Regions from separate parts of the Homo sapiens genome. Here region 1 is linked to region 2. Evidence: chromatin loops called from intact Hi-C (ENCODE). Cell type or tissue: GM12878. All regions are shown on one strand. Each heading gives the region's core, and the rest is flanking DNA. Links, peaks and the distances in the headings are about the cores only. Region 1 overlaps PDLIM1 (PDZ and LIM domain 1). Region 2 has its middle 54 kb from the start of CYP2C18.

Region 1 (2,923 bases), core at 201-2,700, 620 kb before region 2:
ACAGGTATAGCTGATGAGAGACTACCTCCCTGTCACCGTCCACTGCTTAGAAAGTGGAGCCCTCAGGGAAAGAGGCAGGCTCTGCCTGTCTTATCTTGTTCTGGGTCACCCAGCATGACAGGAGGAAGGTGGGGAAGACAAGGCCTGGCTTGCCCAGTCCCTGGGCCTGAACATCAACAGTTCACAAAGCACTTGCGTGTCCCATCCTTACCACCAAACTGTGAACCAGGCAAGGAAAGTACTGTTACCTCTGTGTTATAGGTGAGGAGACCCAAGTGCCTGGCCTTGAGAATCAGGAAGTATTTATAGACAGGGAAAGCACTGTGAGATCGTCGGGAATGAATAACACTATGATTCCTGCTTGTGCAAGCAATGTTTGTGGCCCATACAAGGGGGACCCGGCTGAGTTCTTCATGGTTGGCTTGTGGTTGACATTTTTTTTTCTCTAAATTTTCTCTGGACATAATGCTGCTGATGGAATTTATAAAGAGATAGAGCATTCTCATTCCACTGGATTAGGCCAAAAAGTAATTGAGCTACTGAAGCTATTTAGAAGAAGAGCCTCTGATTGCATTGAAGCAGCAGCCAGCTCTGACTACAAAGACATCTCAGTTTCACTGTGCTGGCAGCAGGTCTGTGGCTGATTTAGGAGAGGGCTTTGAGATCATTTCTATCCATCCTTCAAATCAGCAGTGTCTGCCTGGAGGAGGTTCCTGGTGAAGTTATTTTTAACTTCTGTCATGTCCTAATCAATTTTTCAAACATTCTTTACAGCTTAGACCATGCTCAGCCTCCAAGCAGCCTTGTCATCGACAAAGAATCTGAAGTTTACAAGATGCTTCAGGAGAAACAGGAGTTGAATGAGCCCCCGAAACAGTCCACGTCTTTCTTGGTTTTGCAGGAAATCCTGGAGTCTGAAGAAAAAGGTAATCAGCTCCATCTGCAGTCAGAGGCTCTTGTTCAAGGTCAGATGTGAGAGTCAGTCATTGTGGAAGCACAGGTGAACACACTCTGGAGCCTGCTTTGGAGGGCATGGGCTTTTAAAATGCTGAAATTCTTTAAAAAGAGATAGAGGGAGAGAGAGAGAGAGAGAGGAAGAGAGTGCTGACCACATTTTCCCATCTGGGTCTGTATTTAAGAAACTCCAGGCCTGGCCAACTGTGTCCTGTCACATGTGCAAGAGGATGCTAAGGTTGGGGTGAGCCTGACTGCTGTGGGAGCCTGTTGGTCTGTCCCTTGGCCATTTATTTGCTTTGAGCCCAGAAACAATACCTTGGTAGTGGCTGAGGAACTTCAGTGATGAAGGCCATGGGCAATGAGCAGCAGAATGAGAATGAATTAGTGCTCGGTGAAGCCAGGGGCTGGCTTTGCTTGGGGGCATGTGTTTGCATTTGCTCTAAGGTGGGTGGCCTCTTGAGGGCCCAAGAGCTCCCCCTTGTGGCCATGTTCTTATTCTGTGACCTTTGGCAAATCTCAACCTTCCCAGGTCTGTTTTCTCATCTGTCCATCAGGGATAAAACTCCTTTCCTCTAAGATTATCATGGTCATGAAATGGCATAAGTTGTGTAAAACATCCATCATCGTAACTGAGTACTCGCTTCATAGTTATTGTGGTGTTTGAAATGTCATGAAGAGGCTTTCTTGTCCTTGGGGTGAGCTTTGATGTTGAGGCACCCAGGGTCACCCCGTAGGGTTCTGCAGGTCTCAGGAGACATGCTTCTCACTGAAGACATTATGTAACGTACATTTATTATGATCATGTTTAAGTGGACAGTGGTAAAAGTATCTTCACTTAATAACAATGCTATACGTCGAGAAATTGTGACAGGTGGATGTATTGAAGAAGGGATGCTTTATTCCCCTCACAAAGATGATCAGCAGCCCTCACACCCGCTTCTTCCCTGGTAGTTCCTCATCAGCACCTCCTGTGATGCTCATGGGCAGTCTTTTCCAGAGAGCTGGGTTTTGTACCCTTTCCTGGTCCCTGTGATGCCCAGTCCTCCACACTCTCTCTTCCTTTCTTGAGGCTTGGGCACTTCAGTGGGGTCTTGTTTTCTATGCCCTCTATCTCTCTCATGGACCCATCTGCAAAGAGACAGTGGATGCTCCAGTGAGGGGACACCTTGTGATGGTGAGTGTGAGACCTGCCTCAGCCAGGCTGCAAAGGGATTGGCATGTTGGCTGAGAGGCTTGTGCCCTCTGGAAGATGAACCTCCCTCCTCAAAGTCCGCAGCCGAAGATTCAGCTTCCTGGGGAGCCCTTTCTGATAAGAAAGTTCTCTTCTGAACACACCCGACACCTGGGCTTCCTCCCCATTTGTGTGATTTCTTTAGAGAGAGTGGCAGTTTACAACCATAGGAAATTAGGAAACCATGGGCCATGTGTTTGCATGTGCTTCTTTTATGCTAAAATGATACTGTTCTACCACTGCTTTCCTCTTTTGCTTGGAGTAGCTGAGCAGCTGGGAAGTAATGAGCCATACTTCGTATCAAGTTCCAGTATTAGCTTTGCCTGACAAACAACTTGGGGGCCAACCCTTGAGGATGATAGCTTTGTAAAAACATGTGAGAAACCACAACTTATTTCACTCTTACGTGGATGTGAAACCCTTCAATGAGAGGCAAGGTCAAGTTCATCCGTGCCCAACTAGACATGCTGCAGAGCTCATCTCAGCTCACAGAGAAGGACCTGAGCATGGATTTGGAAGCTCCATGCTCTTCAAGATCTGGACTCCTATCCGGCACTCCAGCACCCAAATTTGTGGCTTCTATTCCCAAGGTTACTTCGTGGTCCTGGTTAGCAGCTGGTGTTCCAACCATCATGCTTACCCCCAGGTGACAGGGAGGAAGAAGGGAGATAATGCTAACCGGGGAGTTCCAATTTCAGATGAGCCAGCTTTCTCCTTCCCAGAAGTCCCACACTA
Region 2 (2,923 bases), core at 148-2,647:
TTCTTATATACATTATTCTATTATATATATCATAAATATATATTTACTATATATTATGTTTATAATATCAACATAATATATATTTGTAAATAAAAATATACTAAAATAATACAATTAAAAATAATACATAATAAAAACAAATTATTTAAAAAGAAGGAAATCCTGCCATTTGCCACAACATGGATAAACCTAGAGGACATTATGCTAAGTGAATAGTGAATGAAATAAATCAGACACAGATAGAAAATACTGCACGATTTCACTTATACATGGAAACTTAAAAAAAAAAAACTCGAATACATAGAAATAGTAGAAAGGTGGCTGCCAAAGGTGAGCGAGAGGGAGATGGAGAAATGGAGGTCAAAAAGTACAGAATTTCAGTTATGTAAGATAAATAGCCCTAGAGATATAAAGCACAGCATGAGGAATACAGTTAATAATACATATTGTATTGTATACCAGAAATTAGCAAAAAGAGTAGCTTTTAGGTACTTTACCACATACAAACAAATGTAACTGGCTAGGTGTAGTGGTTCACTCCTCTAATTCCAGTACTTTGGGAGGCTGAGGCAGGAGGATTGCTTGAGTCCATGAGTTCGAGACCAGCCTGGCAACCTAGTGAGACCCTCATCTGTACAAAAAATAAATTTTAAAAAAATAGCAAGCATAGACATGCTTGTAGTTCTAACTACTTGGTAGGCTGAGGTGGGAGGATCACTTGAGCCCAGGAGATAAGAAGTTGCCATGAACCATGATCAGGCCACTGCACTCCAGCCTGAGACAGAGCTAGACCTTGTCCAAAAAAAAAGTAACCATGTGAGATGAATCTGTTAATTTGCTTGGCGGAAATCATTTCACTATGAACATGTATATGAAAACATTATGTTGTACACCTTAAATATATAAAATTTAAAATGTATATGTAATAGAAGAATTTAATATTTTCCCTTGCTGTTACAGGTACAGAAGTTAGTAAATTGTTGTTCTTTCTCTTTTCCACAGGAGTAACAAAATAAATAAAATTGAAATCTTGCCCTGTAAAGTCAAAAGACTAGAGGAAATCCAATTTAGAACCCTGAAAGTCAGTTTTAATGAGGAAATTATGCCACCTCGTGGTAATTTAGTATATTGCCACATATAACTGTTTTCAGGATACAGTATTACTAAATTTTGAGATTGTTCTCCAGCTTGCAAGTAGAGGACCTCCTATGATTTCATGTCAACTTACTTGAGGGAAAGAAAAGTGTTGCCTATTAAATGAGATAGTTATGATCTGATCTTCGACGAACCTGACAAAAACAAGCAATGGAGACAGGATTCACTAATAAATGGTACTGGGACAACTGGCTAATCATATGCAGAAAATTGAAACTGGACCCCTTTCTTACACTTTACACAAAAATTAACTGAAGATCACTTAAAGATTTAAATGTAAAACCCAAAACTATAAAAATTCTAGAAGAAAATCTAGGTCATTGGCACAGGCAAATACTTTATGAAGAAAATACCAAAAGCAATTTCAACAAAGACAAAAACTGACAAATGGGACCTAACTAAATTAAGGAGCTTCTGCACAGCAAAAGAAACTATCATCAGAGTGAACAGACAACCTACAGAATGGGAGAAAATTTTGCTATCTATCCATCTAACATAAGTCTAATATCCAGAGTCTACAAAAGATTTAAACAAATTTACAAGAAAAAAATAAACAACCCCATTAAAAAGTGGGCAAAGGACATGAACAGACACTTCTCAAAAGAAGACATTCATGTGGCCAACAAACATATGAAAAAAAGCTCAGCATCACCGATCATTAGAGAAATGCATATCAAAACCACAATGAGATAGCACCTCACACCAGTCAGAATGGCAGTTACTAAAAAGTCAAAAAACAACAGATGCTGGTGAGGTTGCAGAGAAAAAAGAACACTTTTACACTGTTGGTGGGAGTGTAAATTAGTTCAACCATTGTGGAAGACAGTCTGGTGATTCCTCAAAGATCTAGAAGCAGAAATAATATTTGACCCAGCAATCCCATTACTGGGTATATACCCAGAGGAATATAAATCATTCTACTATAAAGATACACACGCATGTATGCTCATTGCAGCACATTTCACAATAGCAAAGACATGGAATCAACCCAAATGCCCATCAATGATAGATCGGATAAAGAAAATGTGGTACCTATACATCATGGAATACTATGCAGCCATAGAAAGAAATGAGGTCATGTCCTCTGCAGGAACATGGATGAAGCTGGAAGCTGTTATCTTCAGCAGAATAACACAGGAACAGAAAACCAAACACCTCATGTTCTCACTTATAAGTGGGAGCTGAACAATGAGAACACATAGACACACGGGGATAACAACACACACTGGGGCCTGTTGGGGGCAAGGGGAGCATTAGGAAGAATAGCTAATGGATGCTGGGCTTAATACCTAGGTGATGGATTGCTCTGTGTAGCAAATCACCATAGCACACATTTACCTATGTAACAAACCTGCACATCCTGTACATGTATCCTGGAACTTAAAAGTTGAAGAAAATAAATAAATAAATGAGACGGTTATAATGAATAAATAAAATGTTTGTATATAATTGAACCACTACTATCAGTAACAGGAAATCATTTGAGTTAGCTAATTCCAAAATAAGGGTTGTTCCCAAATGAAACATTATAATTCAATGTTTGGAGTTAAATTTTTATACTGGCTGCAGAGAGAGACTGAAGTCACTAACAAAATTTTTACCTTCATTGTTCAGTGGAAAACAAAAGGTCTGAAGGACACCTCAGAAGCCAAGCTCACCAGTGAAGCCATTTAACTGGGCCTTGGTCCAAACCCATCCAGGCCCAAGTGAGATTCTTGCAGGCACAGTAATGATGAGATTATTAGTGCTGGGCATGGGGCGGGGGTGG

Evidence for each region. A loop is a pair of places that touch in the nucleus more often than their neighbours do. Peaks named below come from ENCODE experiments on the same cell type or tissue, not always from the same donor. Only the 100,000 strongest peaks of a DNase experiment are listed, where the experiment ranks them.
Region 1: a loop joins it to region 2, with 4 times the contacts of the local background. A loop is called at or near these places in 14 of 110 quality-filtered maps.

Annotation. Positions count from the first base shown.
Region 1 is chr10:95,245,218-95,248,140 of GRCh38, reverse strand. PDLIM1 (PDZ and LIM domain 1) reads left to right here. Exons shown (of 7, transcript NM_020992.4): 5 at 775-926. Among named protein-coding and RNA genes, the nearest start is that of PDLIM1, 44 kb to the left of the region's middle. RefSeq lists an enhancer at 2,669-2,728. In GM12878, for the core only: a CTCF peak has its summit at 1,428 (motif pointing left); DNase peaks (open chromatin) are centred at 1,368 and 2,540; H3K4me3 peaks cover 703 bases; H3K27ac peaks cover 1,576 bases.
Region 2 is chr10:94,628,389-94,631,311 of GRCh38, reverse strand. No RefSeq gene overlaps it. Among named protein-coding and RNA genes, the nearest start is that of CYP2C18, 54 kb to the left of the region's middle. In GM12878, for the core only: a CTCF peak has its summit at 1,107 (motif pointing left); no DNase peak of the experiment used is centred there.